Linked DNA regions of Mus musculus: all the other regions are linked to region 2. The links are chromatin loops, found by intact Hi-C in ENCODE. Cell type or tissue: left cerebral cortex. All regions are shown on one strand.

Region 1 (8,000 bases), 1.5 Mb after region 2:
ATTACTTCCACCTTCTCTCCATTTAGATTTATGTTGGCTTCTGGTCTGCTATTTATTGCTTTTACTATGTTTAGGTATGGGCCTTGAATTCCTGATCTTTCCAAGACTTTTATTATGAAGGGGTGTTTTATTTTGTCAAATGCTTTCTCAGCATCTAATGAAATGTTCATATGTTTTTTTCTTTGAGTTTATTTATAATGTGGATTACATTAATGGATTTCCATATGTTGAACCATCCCTGGATCCCTGGGATGAAGCCTACTTAATCATGATGAATGATCATTTTGATGTGTTCTTGGATTTGGTTTCTGAAATTTTTATTGAGTATTTTTGCATCGATATTCATAAGGGAAATTGGTCTGATAAAACGAGATACAATGATACTAATAGAAAAGAAAGTGGGAAAGAGCCTCGAGCACATGGACACAGAAGAAATTTTCCTGAACTGAACAGCAATAGCTTATGCTCTAAAATCAAGAATTGACAAATGGGACCTCATAACATTGCAAAGCTTCTGTAATGCAAATGACACTGTCAATAGGACAAATCAGCAACCAACAGATTGGGGAAAGATCTTTACCAATTCTATGTCCGATAGAGGGCTAATATCCAATATATACAAAGAACTCAAGAAGTTAGACTTCAGAGAACCAAATAACCCTATTTAAAAATGGGGAACAGAGCTAAACAGAAAATTCTCAACTGAGGAATACCAAATGGCTGAGAAGAAACAAAAGAAATGTTCAACATCCTTAGTCATCAGGGAAATGCAAATCAAATGCAGCCCTGAGATTCCACCTCATACCAGTCAAAATGGCTAAGATCAAAAATTCAGGTGACAGCAGATGCTGGCAAGGATGTGGAGAAAGAGGAACACTCCTCCATTGCTAGTGGGATTGCAAGCTGACACATCCTCTCTGGAAATCAGTTTGGCAGTTCCTCAGAAAACTGTACATAGTACTACCTGAGGACCCAGCAATACCACTCCTGGGAATACACCCAGAAGATGTTCCAACATGTAATAAGGATACATGCTCTATTATGTTCATAGCAACCTTATTATTTATAATAGCCAGAAGCTGGAAAGAACCCAGATGTCCCTCAACAGAGTAATGGATACAGAAAATTTACACAATGGAGTACTATGTAGCTATTAAAAACAGTGAATTCATGAAATTCTTAGGCAAATGGATAGAACTATAAAATATCATCATGAGTGAGGTAACCCAATCACAAAACTACACACATAGTATGTACTCACTGATAAGTGGATATAAGCCCAGAAGCTCAGAATACCCAAGATACAATTCACAAACCACATGAAACACAAGAAGAAGGAAAACCAAAGTGTAGATACTTCAGTCCTTTTTAGAAGGAGAACAAAATACCCATGGAAGGAGTTACAGAGACAAAGTGTGGGGTAGAGACTGAAGGAATGACCATTCAGAGACTGTCCCACCTGGGGATCCATCCCATATACAGTCACCAAATCCAGACACTATTGTAGATGCCAACAAGAGCTTGCTGACAGAAGCCTGTTATAGCTGTCTCCTGAGAGGCTCTACCAGTGCCTGACAAATACAGAGGTGGATGCTCATAGCCAACCTTTGGACTGAGCACAGGGTCCCCAATAACTAGCCAGTACCCCCAGAGCTCCCAGAGACTAAACCACCACCCAAAGAGTACACATGGTGCAGCTCATGCCTCCAACTGTATTATGTAGCAGAGGTCATCAATGGGAGGAGAGGTCCTTGGTCCTGTGAAGGCTCTATACCCCAGTATAGGAGAACTCCAGGGCCAGGAAGCAGGAGTGGGTGGGTTGGTGAGCAGGGCAAGAAGGGAAAGAATAGAGGGTTTATGGAGGGGAAACCAGGAAAGGGGATAACATTTGAAATGTAAATAAAGAAAATATCTAATAAAACAAAAAACAAAGGAAAAGGAAGGAAGATTTGCTCTTCTTCACCTGCTTGCATTTAGTTACCAGCATATCTGTTGGAATTTACTTCTACAGAAGACCAGCTGAAACAACTAGCCTTGTGAGACTTAGCAACTACTAGATTCTTGAACTTCCAATTGGCATCTGACCATTGTTAGGGAGTTGGGCTACAAAACTGTAAGTCATCATTATAAATTCCCTCAATATAGAGAGACATTTCATACATTCTGTGACTCTAGAGAACCCTGACTAATGCAGAAGTTGTTACCAGGAGTAGTTCTACAGTTGCAGAAGTATAGGATAAATGTTTTAAGTATTTGGAGTCGGAGTAATAATTTGCCTTCTAATTCACCAGCACCTTCAACTACTGAAACCACTCCAGATCCTCCTGAGAGCTTGGTGGATATAGAAGGTTCATAGTGGAAACTATATTTTAAACTTAAAGAAGCTAATGCCTTTGATTATCTTGATCCATCAATTGTAATTGAAAATGAAGTAGGTAACTAGGTGTACCAAATTTTCTACAATTTATTGAGAAAATCAGAAATGATTTTACTGGCTTGTTCCTCTTTGTACCTCTGGAAAATTTAACGAAGGAGAAGAATGATACAACCTACAGACCATATGGAGAGTAGGAAGAAGGAAGACCAGGGGGTGGGTGTTTCAGACCTGCATTGAGGGGAGAACAGGAGATTGTGGGAGGTGGAAGGAGAAGAGGACAAGGGAGGGAGAAAGAAGGAGGAGGAAATAAGGGTGGCAGTATCAGAAACTGGAGGAGATATGAGAGGGATACAGAGGGTCAGGAAATCCAGCAAAAATAGGTAGCAGGGAGGTTGAAGAACTGGGGATAGCCACTGCAGGGTCCCAGACACCAGAGAAACATGAGGCCCCCAGGACCCAACAGGATTGACTTTAGCTGTAATGCACAGAAAAGGGGGAGATAGAACCTATGGAGACCACCTCCAGAAGATAGGCATAGCACCTGGTCAAGGGATGAGGCCACCCACCCATCTCAATGTTTTTTAACCCAGAAATGTTCCTGTCCAAAAGAAGAACAGGAACAAAAAATGGAACAGAGACTAAAGGGCCAACCAGGAATGGTCCCATCTGAGGATAGATCATGTCTGCAGACACCAAACCCAACACTGTTGCCATGATCAAGAGGTGCTCATGGACAGGAACCAAGTATGGCAGTTCTGGGGAGGTCCGGCCAGCAACTGACCAATTGCAGATGCAGATGCTTGGAGCCAACCATCAGACTGAATTCATGGAACGTGGTGGGGGAATTGGCAGAAAGACTGGAGTAGCAGAGGGGGATTGCAACCCCATTAGAAGAACAACATAGGCTGGCCTGACTACCCAATTCTCCCAAAGTCTAGACCACCAAACAAGGAGCGTACCTGGAGGGATCCACAGCTCCAGATACATATGTAGCAGATGATGGCCTTGCCCAACAGCAAAGGGAGGGGAGGCCCTTGGTCCCGGGGAGGTTTGATGCCCCAGAGTAGGAGGATGCTGGAACAGTGAGGTGGGAGAATGGGGGTGGGTGGGAGATCACCCTCATACAGGCAAAGGTGAGGGGAAACAGCAGATTGAGATGAGGGAATAGCAGAGGGGTAACCGGGAAGTGGGATATCATGGGATTGGGGTGGGGGGTGGAGGGGTACCTGGAAAGTGGATATCATTTGAGATGTAAACGAATGGAATAATTAATGCCTGGGATTCTAGGTTCAGTCCCCATGCACGCACACACACACACACACACACACACACATCTAACCTCATATCCCATTTGAGTGTGATACAACATATACAATATCTAACCTAATATGGTATCTGATTAGTATATTTATGGTTTCATGTACCAGTTAAAAATATTAATTTAAATTTTAAGATTCATCATAAGGGTGGGGAGATGCATCACTGAATAAAGTCCTTCCTGAACAAGCATGAGGACCTGAGCTTGGATCTCCAACACCCAAGACAACTCAGGAGTGATGGTGCATGCCTATAACTCTAGTGCTGAGCAGATAGAAATAGGTGAGTCCTATAGCTCACTGGCCAGCCAATCTAGTCATGATGTCAAGTTCTAGGTTTAATAAGAGACACCTTCCCAAAATACAAGGTGAAACACATTCAAGAAAATAGGCATGCATACTACACACACCCCCACCGCCACCACCAGGTAGAGAAAGAAAGGAGGGATTGGGACAATCACACTGCTTGGTAAATATTTGAGAAATACAGCAAGAGAAAAATGAAATCTGGGCAAGCCTGAAAATTATTTGCTGTACCTCTCACATCCAGACTAACTCTATCACCAACTCAGTTTCATGGTGCCATCTGGTGGGGATACTAAAAACTGCTTGATTCTTGTCCTCCGCACTGTAGTCTCCCCTCCCTAGTCAAAATCATAAAAGCCCACTTTTTAAAGTACATTTAATTATATTTTCTTTTTATAAATAATAAAATTGTTCCCTGTTTTCTTATAACTTAAAGTCTGGACTAGGCTAGCTGGACTAGGTTATAATCTTAAAAGTGAAATTTATCTTAGTCATACTAGATTTAGGGAAAAATGATCAGCAAGTTATTTGTCATTTGAACACTTCCAAACCTTTCAGGGTGTAAGCAATGAGTGAACGTGATTATTTATGATGTCACTTTATGGAAGAGATTGGAACCAACCTCCCGGGCGTTATATTTTAGTTCAGAATCTGGAACTGCTGGTGAGAATTGAAAGAAGGCTGAGGTTTTGAGGTTGTTTGTGTCTTTTAAAAATAGTAATTTGAAGGAGGTAACTTTGTCTCAAAGGAAAGGCTAATTTTCTTTTATGCTTTGCTTTACATTTTGTGTAGCTGAGGCCATCCAGGAACTCATTCTGTACACTAGACTTACCTTAAACTCAGAGAGCTGCCTGCCTTTACTTCCTTAGTGCTGGAGTTAAAGGTATGTGCCACCATGCCAACTGGAAAAGCTATTTATGACTTCAGTTGGCAGTTGTTGAAGCTTTCTCTGGCCATCTGTACATGAAATGACTGTTTAAAGACTGATTGAATATAATGGCAACTGCACGACAGCTCCTTTTTACTCAATGAAAGGCACAAAGAGTACCAGTCCCTCTGATAGTGCTTGTCACATTCTGTACGCTAGCTAATTGCAAGGTTTAAAAAGAGGAACTCTTCTTGTTCATCATATTGAAAGATCTTAAAGGCAATGCTTACTTGCCCAACTTTATTCTGCAAAGTTTGACATGTTAGAGGCATGTGATAAAACTTATATTTCCTGGCCATCAGGACACAGGAACCAAGGACCAGCCTGGAACAGGATCCTTCCAGTTTCTGTCTGCAGAGGGATCTAATCCTGTTCCACAGCACCTGGAACTGATCCTGTGCCACAGCACTCCATACCCAAATATCTTCTGGAGAGAGCTGGTCTCCCAGGAGTGCCGACACACTTGTGAGCACAAGTAAGACCACCACTTCTCTTCAAATTCCTGACCCAAGAGGGACATGTCCAGAGCCATAAGGACACAGGAACCAAGGAATAGCCAGGGACAGGACCCTTCCAGTTTCCATATGCACTCCTGAGCTGACCTTGTGCCACAGGTCTCCATACCCAAATTCCTCCCAGAAAGAACTGGTCTCCCAGGAGTACTGACACACAGGATTGCTGGAGAGACAAGCCACAGTCTGAGACAGCAAAACCATCGAACAACTGAGATAACCAGATGGTGAAAGCCAAGGGCAAGAACATAAGCAACAGAAACCAAGGCTACTTGTCATCATCAGAATCCAGTTCTCCCAAAACAGCAAGCCCTAGACACCCCAACACACTGGAAAAACAAGATTTGGATTTAAAATCACATCTCTTAATGAAGATAGAGGACTTTAAGAAGGACATAAATAATGCCCTTAAAGAAATACAGGAGAATACAGATAAACAGCTAGAAGCCCTTAAAAAGGCAACACTCCCTTAAAGAATTATAGGAAAACACAACCAAACAGATGAAGGAATTGAGCAAAACCATCCAAAATCTAAAAATAAAAATAGAAACAATAAAGAAATCACAAAGGGAGACAACCCTGGAAATAGAAAGCCTAGAAGAGATCAGGAGTCATAGAGCAAGCAACACCAACAGAATACAAGAGCTAGAAGAGAGAATCTCAGGTGCAGACGATAACATAGAAAACATTAACACACCAGTCAAAGAAAATTAAAAATGCAAGAAGCTCCTAATTCAAAACATCCAGGAAATCCAGGACACAATGAGAAGACCAAATCTAAAGATAATAAGTACAGAAGAGAGTGAAGATTCCCATCTTAAAAGACCAGTAAATATCTCCAACTAAAGTATAGAAGAAAACTTCCCTAACCTAAAGAAAGAAATGCCAATGAAGATTAAAAAAAAAAAAAAAAAAAAAAAAAAAAGTCAACGGAACTCCAAGTAGATTAGATCAGAAAAAAAAAAATTCCTCCCAACACATAATAATCAAAACACCAAATGCACAAAACAAAGAAAGAATATTAAAAGCATTAAGGGGAAAATGTCAAGTAACATATAAAGACGGACCTATGAGAATTACACCAGATTGTTCATCAGAGACTATGAAAGCTACAACATCCTGGGCAGATGTCATACAGACTCTAAGAGAACAACATTGCAAGCACAGGCTAGTATACCCAGCAAAACTCACAATTGCCATAGATGGAGAAAGGAAAATATTCCATGACAAAACCAAATTTACACAATCTTTCCACAAATCCAGCTCTGCACAGGATAATAAATGGAAAATGCCAACACAAGGAAGGAAACTACAGCCTAGAAAAAGCAAGAAAGTAAACTTCTTCTTAAAAACTCAAAAAAAGTCACACAAACATAAAAATAACATCAAAAAATAACAGGAAGCAACAATCACTACTGCTTTATATCTCTTACCATTAATGGACTCCATTCTCCAATAAAAAGACATAGACTAACAGACTGGATGCATAAACAGGACCCAACATTTTGCTGCATACAGGAATTGCACCTCAGTGTGAAAGACAAACACTACCTCAGAGTAAAGGACTTAAAATCAATTTTCCAAGGAAATGGTCCCAAGAAATAAGCAGGAGTAGCCATTCTAATATCTAATAAAATCAACTTTCAACCAAAATTTATCAAAAAAGATAAGGAAGCACACTTCATATTGGTCAAAGGAAACATCTACCATGATGAACGCTCAATTCTGAACATTTATGCTCCAAATGCAAGGACACCCACATTCATAAAAGAAACTTTACTAGAGCTCAAAGCACACATTGCATCACACACAATAATAGTGGGAGACTTCAACACCCCACTCTTATCAATGGACAAATCATGGAAACACAAACTAAACAAAGACATAGTGAAACTAACAGAAGTGATGGACCAAATGGATTTAACAGATATCTATAGAACATTTCATCCTCAAACAAAAGAATATACCTTCTTCTCAGCACCTCATGGTACCTTCTTCAAAACTGACTATAGAATTGGTCACAAAACAGGCCTCAATAGATACAAGAAGATTAAAATAATCTCATGCATCCTATCATATCACAATGGACTAAGGCTGGTCTTCAATAGAAACAAAAACAACAGAAAGTCCACATGCACATGAAAGCTGAACAACGCCCTACTCAATGATAACTTGGTCAAGGAAGAAATAAAGAGAGAAATTAAAGACATCAGAATTTAATGAAAATGAAGGCACAATATACCCAAACTTATGGGACTCAATGAAAGCAGTGCTCAGAGGAAAACTCATAGCTCTGAGTGCCTCCAACAAGAAACTGGAGAGAGCATACACTAGCAGCTTAATAGTACACCTGAAAGCTCTAGGAGAAAAAGAAGCAAATACACTCAAGAGGAGTAGACAACAGGAAATATTCAAACTCAGGGCTGATATCAACCAAGTAGAAACAAAAAGAACTATACAAAGAATCAACAAAACAAGGAGCTGTTTCTTTGAGAAAATCAATAAGATAGATAAACGCTTAGCCAGACTAACCAGAGGGCACAGAGTGTCCAAATTAATAA
Region 2 (8,000 bases):
TGTTAAAGAAAACCATAGTGCTAAATGGGATAAAGGGAGTGGTGACCTCAGGGCAAGACCCCCGCACGCCCCACCCCAAGTAAGCTTCCAGTTTATGAAAAGAAATAAAGAGAAGCTCAAGCAGTGAAGGAAGCCATCAAACACAGACACCCGATAAAGTGTACTGGAATGAAGGGCCAAGTTCAAGCCGTAGAACATAGCAGCACCTGCCACGTGGTCCTGGCTTCAAAGTCAAGGTTATAAGAAAGGGATTATGGAATCTTCCCCTGAAAATAAGGAAAGCGGCTGAGGTCAGGTGTGTGGCTGGGGTGTCCCTGCATGAGGTACAGAGTGCCCATTGCATGAAGCTGTGAAAGCAAATCCTGCATTTTGTCACACAAATACCTAATGAGGAAGCTGCAATTCTTGTATTATAGACTTGTGTTATCTTCTCCATACCTGAGTATGTACTCTATGTGAGCCCTGGACAAAAGACCTCTAGAGCTCTTTAGGAGAGTACCTCCCCGAACCCCTGTTAGATAAGGCTGATGGGATGAGCAATCAAATCAAACTAAATTTATAACTTTCAAATCTCAGACACGCAGACAATATCTCAGAGGTGACAATGTCTCAAACAAATCCCAAGAAACTGTAGAGGGTTTCTGAAGCCTGGAACTCACCAGATTTGCACACTTAAGAGTAGGATACAGGAGCTGAGCCTGAAAGCCACAGTAACTTTTTAATAAATACTGGGTGTGAGCATTCTATTTCTTAGGTGAAGTTACATGTAACCAGAGAGGAAGACTCCCTCAGTGGGCCTTATTCATGCGAAGTGATTGCAGTTGTCTCTGTGTCTTCATTGGGCATAATTCTAGGATCTTCTATATATATAACAATTCTTGAGGGCCCAAGTTCTCTATATAAATGTCATGTGGGAGGCTGAGGCAGGAGGATAACTTGAGTTCTGCATTTTTATTTATTTATTTATTGCTAAGCAGCTGGCCACTAGGGGGCAAAGAACTATATAAAGAAAAGTATTACTTTTTTTTTTTTTTTAAACCAACTTTGTGACCTTTATTGAAGAGTGACAACTTTATACTCCTAGGAATCCTATTCTGTGTACCTGAGGGACAGGGCATCAGAGAGGCGTGGCAGGAGATTACACAGCAGACACTGGGAAGTGTCAGTCCATCATTTTGCCCACTGTTCATGTGTACACAGCATGAATGAGATTTGAAATCTTTTCATGGTAACGAAGTTACAATTACCCACTTCTGTAGCCTGAGTCTGACCCGCGGTGTCTACGTCAGCGGGTTTCCCTCTCACAATCGTTAAAATGCATTTCCTGTTAGGAACCTGCAATATATTTCTTGTATTTATTTCTTTTTGAAGTAAGAACTACCTCATCTGATAACTGGCTCATTTTTGTCATTTATCAAAAACTGAAGGGTAAAGGAGGAAAGTGTGATGAATTTAAAAAATATTTTCTAAAGGAAAGATAAAATTCATTTTCACAAATTTGCAAGAGCTGTTGGTGCGGGACTTATTCTACTATGCGACTAGCCTGGGACACAGTGTAAACCGCCGCCTCCGCCCAGGAACCAGCAGTTCTTCAGAAGTGGCAGCTCACTGAGTTGCGCTGCGCAGACCCCCAGGAATCTCCCAAGCCCATTGGCGCAGAGGGAGAGTCTCTCTACAGAGCCACTAGAGAGGTGGGTAGTGAGTGAGTTGGCAGTTGTAGGAAGCAGGCACACACAGACACACGGGCACGGTTACAGCAGGTCCACATGGCGGTAATGCAGGAGGTAGGCTGTGCAAGCCAGAAGTCAGCAGTCTACTTCACCAACTGGTACTGATTAATAACCTTGACCGTTTGGTCATCAATTCACAGCCAGCCATTAAGCCCAATCTGGAAGATGTCCGTAATGTAGTGGCCGATTGTAGCGCTGGCACCATGAAACCACTGTGAACAGCCTCTACGTTCTGTGGCATTTAAAATGTTTATTTTTGAAGCCTGGAGAAAGCCGTTCTCTGCTGATCTCCAAGTCCACAGTGTCGTCAACGTTCCTGACCAGCTTCTGGCATCTGCCTGTGTTCTCACCGACGAAGCACTTTAGGTGGAGCACGAGGGAGGACTGGGGGAAGCTTCTCTAGAATCACTCTGCGGCTGACTTTAATCTCCTGCTCGGTTTTGGTGGTGTAACCTTGGATAGACTCTCTTGCCACTAAACCTTCCAACCCATCCTGAACTGTGCATATCTTGTCAGATAGGATATCCAACTGCAGCGAGAAAAATGACTACAGAGTGGCGGACTCCTTGGAACTCTGCTGGGTGTACACTGAAAATGCCAGTGATAGGTGTGTCTGGACGAAATCCGCCGCCTGTCAGGCGACAGACATCTTGTTCTTGGGACCCACTTGCTTGCAATCGTCCTCACTGACCACACTGGTGTCTTCCAGCTCCTCTATCAAGTGGCTCCCAGGCCAATTGGAAACAGAGTGCTACTCATGCGTGGGTGAGAGGAGTTTAGTCGGGCTCAGCATCTCCTCATGGAGTCCACTGAGGATGAAACCTAGGTACTCCTTGGCGTCCTCCGGTCGGCCCTTTTCAGGTAGGCTCGACTTGATGACTGTCTGTAAATGTATGTGGGTTCAAAGGCAGCTCCTGGGTGGAGTTATTTTATCCCCGACAGCTTGGCGGGGCTCGGGCGGTAGGGGCATATTAATAAACTTATTCATGAGCCGAACGCATCTGGCAGTTCATCTTCAGCCTGTATGCTATACAGAGTCCCACTGTATGGAGGGGGGAGCTCACCTGAAGAGCAGGGATCACAAAAAAACCAAACCAAACCAAAACAACAACAAAAACTCTGAATTCATCAGGGCTGAAATAGCCAAAAATATACAGTGGGTGTGGAGGGCTTTGGCGGCCGGTCTCAATGAGGTTTGGAGCTGCTCTGGCTTCTCACGCTGCGTCTCTCATCGTCTCCATCTCGCCGAGCCTGTACCAAAGTACTGCATTTTAACATTTAAAAAATTATTTTGATATTTTTCCTTTCTCCAAACTGTCTTCAGATTCTCCTTACCTACCCAGCTCCATGCTTTTTTCCTGCACAAGATTTCCAAAAAGCAAACAAATAAAAAGAAAATCAAAAAAGAGTGAGTCAGATAACAAGAAACCAAACCAACCAACCAACCAAACCAAAAATCCAAAAAACCCAAACCAAACCAAACCAAACCCAAACCAAAAAAGTGAAACAAGAAACACCCCTACCCTCCACAAAACCAAAAACCAAAAACCAAAAACCTAAAACAAAACTTTAAAACAAAACCATGGAGTGTTGGCCAATTACTTCTGGGCATGGCGCCTGCCCTGGAGTGTGGTTGCCTATCCAGCAACACTCAGTTGGAGAAAACAGAGTTCCCCTTTGCCAGAAACTGTCAATTGCAATGCTCCTTGCTTAGGGAGTGGGACTTGTGTCCACTTCCAGGTCTCCATGCTGGGGTTTTGCCTGGTTTGGACTTGTGCAGGCTCTGAGGGATCTTTAAGGACTGCTGGCAGGAAGCAGTCTGGAAGTAGGAGGACTCAGTGCCCTCTGACTAGCAACCGGAGGCCCTGCTTTTGTCACAATTAATAACATATGTGCTTACCACGTTACCATTAGGAAAACTCGTCCAATTACAGTGTGACCTTTTTCCGTGCTTTTTTAGGGTTGCTATTTTCTCTTGAGGGCTATGTAAATGTCTCCCGTTGTTTCACAAGAGCGAGGATTGAGACGTTGTTATTTGAGCTTCATTCTGCGGATTCTTTATTCCTTGTGGTGCTCTGGCACTCCATTTAAAAAAAAATAGCATCTAGTAAAATCAAGTCCACATTAAACTTTCTATTAAAATTATCAAGCACCTTTTGAGCAAGTAGATCAAATTTTGGAGTTTCATGTTTGCTCCTGAGCCTCATTTGTGTCACAGGAGTCCCAGGTCTTCAGTCCTTGTATAACCCTGTATTTCCAAGATGATTATAGTAGACTGTTGAAACTGTGTGTGAGGCTGTGTTTTTTTTTTCTGTGAAGTTTTCACTCTCGAGCACACCTTGTCAGAACAGAGCACCCCAGTAAAATACCAAGAGAAGGTTTCTCATCTGGGTAAGCCTCCCCTGCCCCCTCTTCTGGAGATGTGGTGTTCACTGGCTGCTTTGCTTTGATTTCAGGGTTCTGTAGGTTTAAATTGCCTAGTAAGGGTGAAGGATTAGAGACCATGACCTACTAGAACATCTTCAGTTTTGGAGATAGATTATTTTCATATAAATTCATAGATACTTATGTGACCAAGGGAGTAGGTCGACCATTAAGCAAATGCATGTCGAGTTCCTGTGACTAGGGTAATCAGTTTAGTAAAAGTCAGCTATAAACCCTCTTGATTTACCTTTGTAATCCCTTTTCTTTCTCTTGATTTAATAAATTTCTATGCGGGTTGGAGATGTCTACCTTTATTCTGCAACCTACACAACTCCCTTCCGTTTGCCAGTCATAGCCTTGCCTCAGTAGGTATGCGGCTTGCCAGTTCTTTTCTGTGTTTTCTCGAACCTTCTTAGTTTCTGCTCACAACATGTAAGTACTTTTAATGAGCTCATTGTCATCCAGTTTTCCTGTAACCCTTGAACACATTAATACTTGGTTTCCTCATGTTTTGACCCCAGAAAATAAGTTCTCCATGTGCTGTTCACTACTACTGACTGTTTTCCTTAGTATGCAAACTATCTGTGAATAGAGTCTAAATTACAAGTCCTTAATCGTTTTTTCACATCTGAAATCTGAGGCGAAGAAAATGGCTTCGGAAACAAAATCAAACCACTGCTTAAATTCTTGAACTACAGCTGTAGAGATACAAGACGACCACATGGGGGCAGCAGAGGCACATCATTATGTTCGAATATTTGCGTAGCTACTAGAAATGAGCCTATTATCAAGCAGAAAAGTTATTATGTTTACCTAATTAATGAAGAAACTTGGTAAAATGAAATAGAGTTGGCATTTCTTAGTTCGAAGTAAGGATATTATATCTTTGGCTTTTTAATTCCCTTTCTAGAGAAAAGTATCTTAAGTTCTATAATGTTTCCATATCGTAACCAAATCCTTCTCCTTCTTGGCCTTTCTCTCTGTCTACTATAAGAGTTTCCTGAGAGGTAGGATGGTGTTTTGTGACATTTAGATTTTGAGAGTGGGGGTCACTGGTGGCTCACAGGATATTATGCTCTGTAGGAGGTGAATCTCTACAAACCCCAGCTGGAGATAGGGCATGTAGCTTTTTTGCAGACAGGCTGCGTTTTCGGCATGGTGCCTGGGTTTAATTTCCATGTGCAATGTCATACTTCAACTATGTAAACCGAAACAGATGTTTCTGCTCTGAGAATGCATTTGGCTCATGAAAGCATCATCCCCTAGTCTCTTCCTCCATTCCCACTTTATTTTGAAAGCCCTTTTGAATAGAAGAGGCCTCTAGAGAACCATCCAGTGTGTTTGACCTCGTTATTGTGAAGCAATTCATTCCTGGGAAACAGTTGCCCCAAATAAGTCTTGGAATCTGTTTGAAATTTCCTTAGCACCAGCATGTTTTTCTTTCCATCTCTATAAACTTACAGCTTTGTCTATTATTATTATTTAGGAAGCTCAGTAATGCAAGTTTTACTAAAACACAACCTAGATTGTTCTGATCTTATCACTTAGGTAATAGTTCTGGTTCCTATTTTGCAAGGTTAATGGGAATAGGTGTTTGTACAATATGTACACGACTTCTTAATTGCTCCCATTTGCAAATATTAAAGACCAATAACGTTATGTGTATTTTAAGTATCTTCCAATTTGGTTGATGATCAACATAAACACATTTCTAATCTTGTGATGATTTATGCTTCTAGTAATTTGCCCCCCAAAGTAAATTAACTAGAACTATTATCTTGCAGTACTGGAAAGGCCGCATGTGTGCTCGGCAAGAACTTTACCACTGAGCTATTGCATTAGCCCTCTCTTTACTTTTATTCTGACATAAGGTCTCACTAAGTTATCTAGGCTCATCATAACCAGCTCTGGTGCCCAGGTAGGCCTACAACTTGTGATCTTTCAGCTTTATGATTTGCCTATCTCCGAGGAGCTGGGATGGCAGATCTGAGCCAACTATCTTCTTTTCTCTCAGTTTCCTCCTCTTATTCCAGTTTCCCTCCTTTCCTTTCACTTTTCAGAGATATTTGTTGATATGTGGACATCATGGATTATGCCGATAGGAGCTTCTTGGGATACTGAGGCTGCCAACAATGTGAGTTCAAAACCTATTTGGGCAATGTAATGAAACTGTCTCAAAATAAAGATACTCAGTGGTAGGGTGTTTGTCTATAAATGGGAAGTCCCAGGGTCAATTTTTAGTATGAGGGGAGGAGTAATTAAAGGTTTTCACTCTTTTAAAAATTTTCGTATTTTTTGAGACTGTCCTACATGAGTATTGTATTTGTGTTATTTCCATGCTCCTTGCACCCCCTCAGACTCCCATAAGTCCCCCATTCCCTCTAACATTGCATGCATGCTTGTATGCGTGTATGCATATGTGCATGTGTGCATGTATATATGTGTGCCTCTCTCTCTCTGTGACTAATGAATGAGTCTCTCTCTTCCTCTCTCTCTCTCTCTCTCTCTCTCTCTCTCTCTCTCTCTGTGTGTGTGTGTGTGTGTGTGTGTGTGTGACGAATATATGAGTCCATTTAGCTTTGTTCAGATGTATGTATGTTTAGGGCTGACACCTTGGTTGGATAGAAGATTCTTGTTCATAAAGAGCATTGAATGGTACAGTGATGAAACACATAGAAATAAACCATAATTAAAATCTCTGACAGGAAAGAAGCAGTATTCTTTCTGAGGTACTAAGAAGCACTTGATGCTGTGGTTTGGGGATTTAAAGAGAGGGGAGCTGCCCTGGCAAATGAAGGCAGAATAGTTTCCTGGTAGACAAATAAAATGTGCAATAGCTTATGGAGCACAGATCAAGCTCTGATATGGGTTCCTAAAGCTTTCCCAAGGCTCCATGGAGATGACATGATGAGAGCTGAAAAGCAGATGAGGCCAACAGTCATGCTGAAAAAAACTAGAAATAGGAAAATAAAACTTTCTTGAATTAAAAACAAAGAATTAGAACTTTAAAGTATATTGATTTATGTTATTACTAGATAATTATGTAGAACTTTCCATAATGAAAATTTAAATATCTGTATCAATAATGTGTTACTTTCTAATTGCATATAATAAAATATATGAGGAGATTAAAAATTTAGACACTATCATGTGTATTAACACAAGTTTTGTGTTGTTATAGACTTGATCTTATCCCAAAGGTTGAGAACTGACTGCTTTGTTATATAAACATTGAAAAAAACCCATTCATTTATAATTAATCATTCAAGTTCACCTATAGCTTCTTAATTCGGAAGCTAAATTTTAGTAAAGAATGTTGCAGTACCCAGAAATAGTGCTGTACTAGAGGGGAAAGGACCACTTGGCATTTCTCAGTGTCTAGTTTGATGAGTGCATGGTAGGTATATTACCCACAACCAAGGAACACCTCGAGTACCCAGACAGAATGTTCCTTGCAAAGTAAAACCAAATTTACAATGTTCAAAAATAAATTTTTGAAACCCAATTCAAACTTGGGTTTTGTATTGCTTGTTTTGTATTTATTTCAGTCTCAAATCAGGTATCTTTGAGTCTTGAATGCCTGAAAGAGAAGCAAGTTATTGTTGGGACTCTTTCTGGACATCTCTAAAAAGCGTTAGAAACTCATTCTTATTTTATGTATCTGCTTCTAAGTTAGGAAAAGAACTCTTTGTTTGCTCACTTTTATTTAGTGCCTGACACCAAACTTGATTTAGGTTTTGCTTTTTCTGCCTGAATTATAATTATAATACAAATGTGCTTTATGCATGCTTGCCTTTTCAAAGTTTCCATAAACCATGGCTTGGGATAGAAAACAATTTCAAAATT
Region 3 (8,000 bases), 140 kb after region 2:
GACCATGTAGAGACTGCCATAGCCAGGGATCCACCCCATAATCAGCATCCAAACGCTGACACCATTGCATACACTAGCAAGATTTTATTGAAAGGACGCAGATGTAGCTGTCTCTTGTGAGACTATGCCGGGGCCCAGCAAACACAGAAGTGGATGCTCACAGTCAGCTAATGGATGGATCATAGGGCTCCCAATGGAGGAGCTAGAGAAAGTAGCCAAGGAGCTAAAGGGATCTGCAACCCTATAGGTGGAACAACATTATGAGCTAACCAGTACCCCGGAGCTCTTGACTCTAGCTGCATATATATCAAAAGATGGCCTAGTCGGCCATCACTGGAAAGAGAGGCCCATTGGACTTGCAAACTTTATATGCCCCAGTACAGGGGAATACCAGGGCCAAAAAGGGGGAGTGGGTGGGCAGGGGAGTGGGGGTGGGTGGATATGGGGGACTTTTGGTATAGCATTGGAAATGTAAATGAGTTAAATACCTAATAAAAAATGGAAAAAAAAAAAAAGAAGTATAAAGTCACAGCAGATGCTGGCGAGGATGTGGGGAAAGAGGAACACTCCTCCATTGTTGGTGGGATTGCAAGCTTGTACAACCACTCTGGAAATCAGTCTGGTGGTTCCTCAGAAAATTGAACATAGTACTACAGGAGGATCCCGGAATACCTATCCTGGGCATATATCCAGAAGATGTTCCAACCAGTAAGAAGGACACACGCTCCACTATGTTCATAGCAGCCTTATTTATAATAGCCAGAAGCTGGAAAGAACCCAGATGCCCCTCAACAGAGGAATGGATACAGAAAATGTGGTACATTTACACAATGGAGTACTACTCAGCTATTAAAAAGAATGAATTTATGAAATTCCTAGGCAAATGGATGGACCTGGAGAGCATCATCCTGAGTGAGGTAACACAATCACAAAAGAACTCAAATAATATGTACTCATTGATAAGTGGATATTAGCCCAGAAACTTAGTATAGCAAGATATAAGATACAATTTGCAAAACACATGAAACTGAAGAAGAACGAAGACCAAAGTGTGGACACTCTGTCCCTTCTTAGAATTGGAAACAATCACCCATGGAAGGAGTTACAGAGACAAAGTTTGGAGCTGAGACAAAAGGATGGACTGCCATATTCAGGGATCTATCCCACAATTAGCCTCCAAACAATCACACCATTGCATACACTAGCAAGCATTGGCTGAAAGGACCCAGATATAGCTGTCTCTTGTGAGACTAGGCCGGGGCCTAGCAAACACATATGTGGATTCTCACAGTCAGCTATTGGATGGAGCACAGGGCCCCCAAAGGAGGAGCTAGAGAAAGTATCCAAGGAGCTAAAGAGATCTGCAACCCTGTAGGTGCAACAACATTATGAACTAACCAGTACCCCAGAGCTCTTGACTCTAGCTGCATATGTATCAAAAGATGGCCTAGTTGGCCATCTCTGGAAAGAGAGGCCCATTGGACATGCAAACTTTATATGCCCCAGTACAGGGGAATGCCAGGGCCAAAAAAAAAAATGGGAATGGGTGGATAGGGAAGTGGGGGGGAGGGTATGGGGGACTTTTGGCATAGCATTCTAAATGTAATTGAGGAAAATACGTAATAATAAAAAATATTTAAAAAAAGAAATGTCTTGTTATTGAAATATTATGCAAAAGAATGGGACTAATATTAGTTAAAAGATCCAGATTGGTATGACTTATCTTCTAGGTATTTAATAAGCATACATGGAGACTATTCTAATGTGGTGAGAGAGATTGAAAGAGAATATTTTTCCTCTTGTCCTTTAAGGTCAATAAGGTCCCCGGAGACTGGCTCATCTCTTAAAATGTTCTCTAACAGTGAGAAGCCAATGCAGAGGAGAGAGTTCTACACTTTTAAGAGAAGATACAGTGAGGCTATTCAAGGCTTTTGACCAATTCTCACTTTGATGGACAACTAGTAAAACGAGGGCTAGAGAAGTCTGTTGTTCCTCTCAAGGCCAAGTGACCCCTGAGGATCTATTCTTGACAGTACAAAAAAGAAAAATTAATCTTAGCCACTGTAGTCTTAAACACTCTTCAGGAACATCTAACTAATGACTAAGAGGATTGCACTTTAAATGTCGGATATGAGTCTACATGAGATGTTATTTATACAACTATATCTCACTAAGAATTTTTTTCTGAATAAAGTAGCCATTCAGGTGCAAATGAATAGAAAATGTTGCCTCCTACACAGAGATGTTTAGATCTTTTTTTCTACTATGAGAAGAGTATCTCATTTTTAATTTCTATGTATGTGTGCTTTGCCTGGATGTATGTCTTTGCACCACATGTGTGTAGTTCTCATCAAGGCAAGGAGAGGTCGTGAGATACAATGGAACTGGAGTTACAGATGGTTCTGAACTGCCATGAGGAGCTGGAAATAGATCCCCTGTCCACTGGTTGAGCGGCAAGTGCTCTTACTCTGAAAGCCAATTCTCCAGCCCCAGATATTTATCTCTTGACTGTTACTGAGTATTTTAATTATTTTACTATGAAAATTTTGTTCTGCAAAGGTCATTGCAGTGAGTTCTAAAGAAATAAAATGTGTAATATTTATATTTAAATCTCATGTCATTATCTCTACATTGAATTCTATTCAGTCTAATGGGGTAGCTGCAAATGATATTCAAATTTTGTGGATAAGGAAGAGCAGGCATAAAACTGAGCAAATAGTCTGAGACCATACAGCTACTCATGCTGGTGGGATTTGAAGTGGCTCATCTAAATCCAGAGTCTTAATCATATCTGTACTCTGAATCAATAGGAGTGCATAGAAGTTGCTTACCAATTCTTGTAAAATATTTTTTGAGTTATATGAACTTTTCAGAGTTATATGAAACCAATATTAGGTCATTTAAAAGCTCTAAGTTCTGGTCTTCTCACAAAGTTGAATGTCATTTTATCACTGATTTCTCTTTTGGGCAAAACGCAGAAGTACTGAGGAACTTCTTCAGATGGTCCCTTTTGCTCTTTCTCTAGGCAGTCATCACTGGTAAACAAATAGACTACACAGTACTCTTTAATTATTTCACAATTTTATTTATGAGCACACATCACTCTTTACCTTCAGATGTTTTCAAGATCAAATGGAAGACAGTCAAGTTCACTCTTTGTTATGTGCAGAGAAAGACAAAAGCTGGAATTATCTGGAATAATTTGGTCATGTACTTCTGGTCATCAGTATGTTACCACATGCTGCACTGAAAGCACGGAAGGGAAGCACTCAGCCTCTTTCTGTATGTTCATGACTCATGTATCCAGGTCAAGTCCCGCTGGGCACTTGTCACTTCATAAACAGCAGGGGGCAACCTTTCCTTTCTGATCTTTCTCTCCACAAAGATGTTCTTGGATTTTGTTGAAGTTCCCAGAGTTCTCTTGGGGCATGTGATACCCAAAGTTGGAAATTATTAAATAGTTTGGATTCATAAAGGGTGAAATATATCCCTATGTTCACAGTCCTCAAAGTATTTGAGAAATTCTTAGGTGAGTAAGTTTAAAATCCAAATAGCAAAACTGAAGTTAGTGAATTTGTTGTTAATTTACAAAGCTGAAGGAAAATATTTTTTGAAATAAAGTGACCCAACAATCCCCACAATTTCAAACAGTTTGCAGTGAGATGAGTAAAAGATGCCAATTTGACAACTATGAAGGTCTAACAGAATGCTTTCTGCATTTCTGCAGGTTCTATACATGTATGACTGAACTTCAATGTGGATTGCTTGTATGTGTGTATATATCTATCCCATAATCTCCAGCATCAGATGTTTTTCTTTTCTTGTCTTTCTAGAGGGTTTGCAACTTCAGTGTATGAAAGTACCAGGATTTGTATGGTCTTCTTTGTACCATGTGTCCTTGTCAAATGAAGTTCACACTTGTCTAACTGGAGAAGATTGCTTAGAGAGTATAAGACATGTTTTCCCACGAAACAAATATAGGTATCTTGGTATTATCCTAACTTAATATCTGATAGGTAAACATTCTTTTAAAAGTTTATCTTGTCTGTGTTCATTTTTAGACATAATAGCTAATAATTCTTACAAAGAAAATTGTAAGTCTAAAACTATTTTGTGTTTTAGAATAATTTTTTTCTTTGCAAGAAATAAAACATTTCTAATATTTTAAATTTTAAACAATCTCTGTGTTTTATTTTTGAACTTGGAAGAAAATACAAAGTTACTTATAAGAAACATTTATTCACTTAAAGTAAGTTTTTGCAGACTGCATTTTACTGTTGAATGAGTGCCATAAAGCCTTCTAAAATCGCTGAATCCTGGAACTCTATCTGTGCTGTGGAGTATCTTGTTTGTGCCAGTATCTCACTGCTCTCAAAGGTCCTTTCCTGGCTGCAGTTTAGTATGACTACCTCCTGTTTTTCTCTCCAAGTGCCTCCCATGGAAATTCTTGAAAAATAAAGCAACGTTTCAACCCACACTTTAATGAGTGGACTGGAATCTCTATTCCATTAGCTATCTCAGAAGTGACTCATAGAATTGTCTAGCCTGTGCTTTCCTAACATTTTCCATCCACTCTAAGTTATTTCTTCATCTTTACTACTTGAGTGCTTTACATATTTGCCAGCTGAAGAACTGGAAATAAATGAGATCTATAGTTTCAAATTTGAATGTGTTGTTTGGGCTTTTAAAATGAAGCCCTGGTGATCTAGTATCTGGCAGAAATACCTTCAGAAAATTGGGCAGTTAGAATACAAGTTACTCAGCTACAATTTGCTTACTGTGAAGGCAAGCCCATGCAGTCTACTGTTTTCTTTTGTATCCATTCCTTTATTTGTTACCATTTGTTTCTGTGGAAGCACCTTTAGACACCCAAAGTATCTAGGTACTTCATTCAAAACAAGTACTGCCCTATCAGATAGGGTAGTGTCAGAAATACAAGACAAATGGGACATTACGATTGAGGAGGCTTCAAGTGTGTTCCCTGAGACAACGAAAGGAGGTGGAGCATACACTAATGAGCTGATCACTCGTTTACTTCATGGAGATTCTCACGTTCACATGAGAAATATGTGTAAATGCTATAGAGGACTGAGAAATTATTAAAAAAAAAGAAACAACTGATAAAAGTCATCTCCTTGTTGACACACATCTAAAATCTCTGCTCCCTTCACTTTAGCATTCCACTTTACCCGTAACCCAGAAGCTATGTCTCAGACACGTTCTTGATCAGCAGCAGAGTGCTTTGTGGGGAGACATGGAATAAATGACTCAGGATCTTGGCAGTTCCGCTGTGGCAGTTGTTGCGGTATGTGACCTCCTGAAAATCAGTTATTTCAGCTCAAGTTCAAGTTTTCTCTCTAAAAAAATTATAGTGTTTTCTGACTTGTCTATCACATGATATTTTTTGTTTTGAGCATCAAATGAAAGAGTATGGGAGTAGAGGGAAGCCCTATAGATGGTTCCGTTTGTCTTAGCTTTCTATTGAGGGACAGACTCTGAAATTACAAGCTGGAAAGAGTTTTTAAGGACTTTGTTAGGTAAAGTAGAGCTAACTTCCCCCCTCCCCCCAGGCTTTGGGGAATAGGACATTTGCGCATCGTGCAGCCTATCTAAGCAGACAGATGCTTACAATGATGAACAACAATTGACAGAAAAATACATTCCTTCTTAAATAAGACCATAGGAAGTTTGTGTTATCCTAGCATAACTTACCTTGCTCTTTAGGCTTTTAAGAGCTGACTATTGTTTGTTGCCTTAGAAACAAAAGGCTGGGGAATTAAACAAAGAGAATTAAAGGTCTTTACTGGTCCTACAAGTGATAACTTACTATGCTTTGAAAAAAACTCTACATGTCAAATTATATTTAATAAGATATTTGGGTAGAGAAAACTAGTAGCATGGAAAATATTGTTATATAAAAATATGTTTTGTAGTACTAGAATAATGATATTTTTGACTGAAGCAGGTAGTTTCTCACTATGTATTGAGCATTTTTTTCCAATTTTTTATTAGGTATTTTCTTCATTTACATTTCAAATGCTATCCCAAAAGTCCCCATATACCCTCCCCCCTCCTTCCGCTCCCCTACCCACCCACTCCCACTTCTTGGCCCTGGCATTCCCCTGTACTGGGACATATAAAGTTTGCAAGACCAAGGGGTCTCTCTTCCCAATGATGGCCGACTAGGCCATCTTCTGCTACAAATGCAGCTAGAGACATGAGCTCTGGAGGTAATGGTTAGGTCATATTGTTGTTCCACCTATAGGGTTGCAGACCCCTTTAGCTCCTTGAGTACTTTCTCTAGCTCCTCCATTGGGGGCCCTGAGCATTCTTAAGAGGATTTTTAAAATTTTGATATTCTATTAATAGAATTGTCTCAACATGTCATATTCATTTTAATTATATGGTATCAGAGCTTTGCTCTTAATATGAAAACCAAGGATGTCAGATACTCTTGAATAGATTATACTTTTCACACCTTAGTGGCATAGGAATTAAAATAGTTTCTTTTTGAATAAAAATATTTCAGGTCTATTTTTATTTTAATTGTACATATGTGTGTGCCTTTCTGTGTATGCTTGTGGGCGTCTGTGAGTCTGCACATGAATGCAGATGTTTGCAGAGGCCAGAAGCATCAAATCTTCCTAGAGCTGGAGCACAGTCAGTTGGGAGCCTCCTGACATGGGTGCTGGGAACTGAACTTGGGTTCTCTGCAAGAAGAGTGATTAAGACCATGCTCTTAATTAGTGATCCATCTCTCCAGCTGGGTTTGCCTCGTTATGTGTGTGTGTGTGTGTTTGTGTGGTGTTGTGTTATATGTGTGTGTGATACATAGATTTGAGTGTGCAGGTATGCATCTATGAGTAAATATAGATGCTAGAGCACAATGTTGGGTACCTTCTCTTATTCCTTGCATTGAGTGCCTTGAGAAAGGATTTCTCATTGAAAGTGAAGCACACCACTGCAGCTACAGTGAGCTCTTGGGATCCACTTGTTTCCACCTTCCCAAAGCTGCTGGGGTTATAGATATGCACAGACATAACTGTTTTTTTGTTTTGTTTTGTTTTTTGTTTTAGTTTTTGTTTTGTTTTTGTTTTTGTTTTTCATGGGCTCTGGGGATTTGAACTCTAGCCTCATGTTTTCAGGATAAATACTCTTAGCTAGTGAGCCATTTCTGGCCTTATATTAAAGACTTACACCATGATCACTATTCACATCAGAGTCTTGCTCACTGATTCTACTCAAGGACAGACACTGACAGAGTGTCTAGCCATCTCCTTAAACTTGACTCTTTCAAGGCAATAGAGAGGACCATCCTAGAATTAACATGTATCACTTTGTCTCATAATCCTGTAGACAGAATGAGTCACATTTCCTACATTCCCTTCTAAATAAATAAATAAATAAATAAAGCCAGAATGTGAACCTTACCACATACCTGTAACAAAAAGGAGTAGAACCAGAAGTATTTGGTTAATAACAACAATGAATAAAAATGAAGACAGAGTTCACAGAAATTAACTGGAGACCATTATATACCATCAGTCCTACAAAGACTGTGTAGAATCTAGGAAAATAAGAAACAGAAAATGAAGAAGATATATAATTAGGGATGCAGAAATAGGAAAGAAAAGGGGGTGAGGAAGAGGAATAGAAGGAGTGAACATTTTGAAAATGAATAATGTGCATGCATAGACTTGTCTTTACAAACTCCCTTGCATAATAACATTTAAAAATGAAAGGACAAAAATATTGCTATCATTTTCCTTGAGATCCTGTGTGAAATGATTTCTGCACAGTGTCTCATCTACATGAAACAATAAAACCAAGAAGTGATTTAAACTATTACCTCTCTTCTAAAACCAGAAAACCAGAAAACCAGATGGGAAAAATGAAGAGTCATCTAATGGAACAGATACAGTGGGAGTTAGACTCAGAGCTGTCTGATTGCAGAAGGAGCAGCTATAGAATCCAACCTTCAGATATCTACAATCATCAAT

The links. Hi-C counts contacts between places; a loop is a spot of excess contacts. Peaks named below come from ENCODE experiments on the same cell type or tissue, not always from the same donor. Only the 100,000 strongest peaks of a DNase experiment are listed, where the experiment ranks them.
Region 1: it touches region 2 in a loop (8-fold over the local background); 17 of 42 quality-filtered maps call a loop at or near these places.
Region 3: a loop joins it to region 2, with 2.1 times the contacts of the local background. A loop is called at or near these places in 7 of 42 quality-filtered maps.

The regions. Positions count from the first base shown.
Region 1 is chr1:44,225,518-44,233,517 of GRCm38, reverse strand. No RefSeq gene overlaps it. Among named protein-coding and RNA genes, the nearest start is that of Mettl21e, 11 kb to the right of the region's middle. In left cerebral cortex, a CTCF peak has its summit at 4,288 (motif pointing left); DNase peaks (open chromatin) are centred at 2,618 and 4,271.
Region 2 is chr1:45,763,238-45,771,237 of GRCm38, reverse strand. It overlaps Gm51621 (a long non-coding RNA gene), which reads left to right and starts at 6,132. Exons shown (of 2, transcript XR_003947815.1): 1 at 6,132-6,288. It also overlaps the pseudogene Gm8307. In left cerebral cortex, CTCF peaks have their summits at 986 (motif pointing right) and 4,873 (motif pointing right); DNase peaks (open chromatin) are centred at 3,416, 4,887 and 5,252.
Region 3 is chr1:45,623,393-45,631,392 of GRCm38, reverse strand. No RefSeq gene overlaps it. Among named protein-coding and RNA genes, the nearest start is that of Gm23216, 58 kb to the left of the region's middle. In left cerebral cortex, a CTCF peak has its summit at 3,332 (motif pointing right); a DNase peak (open chromatin) is centred at 3,341.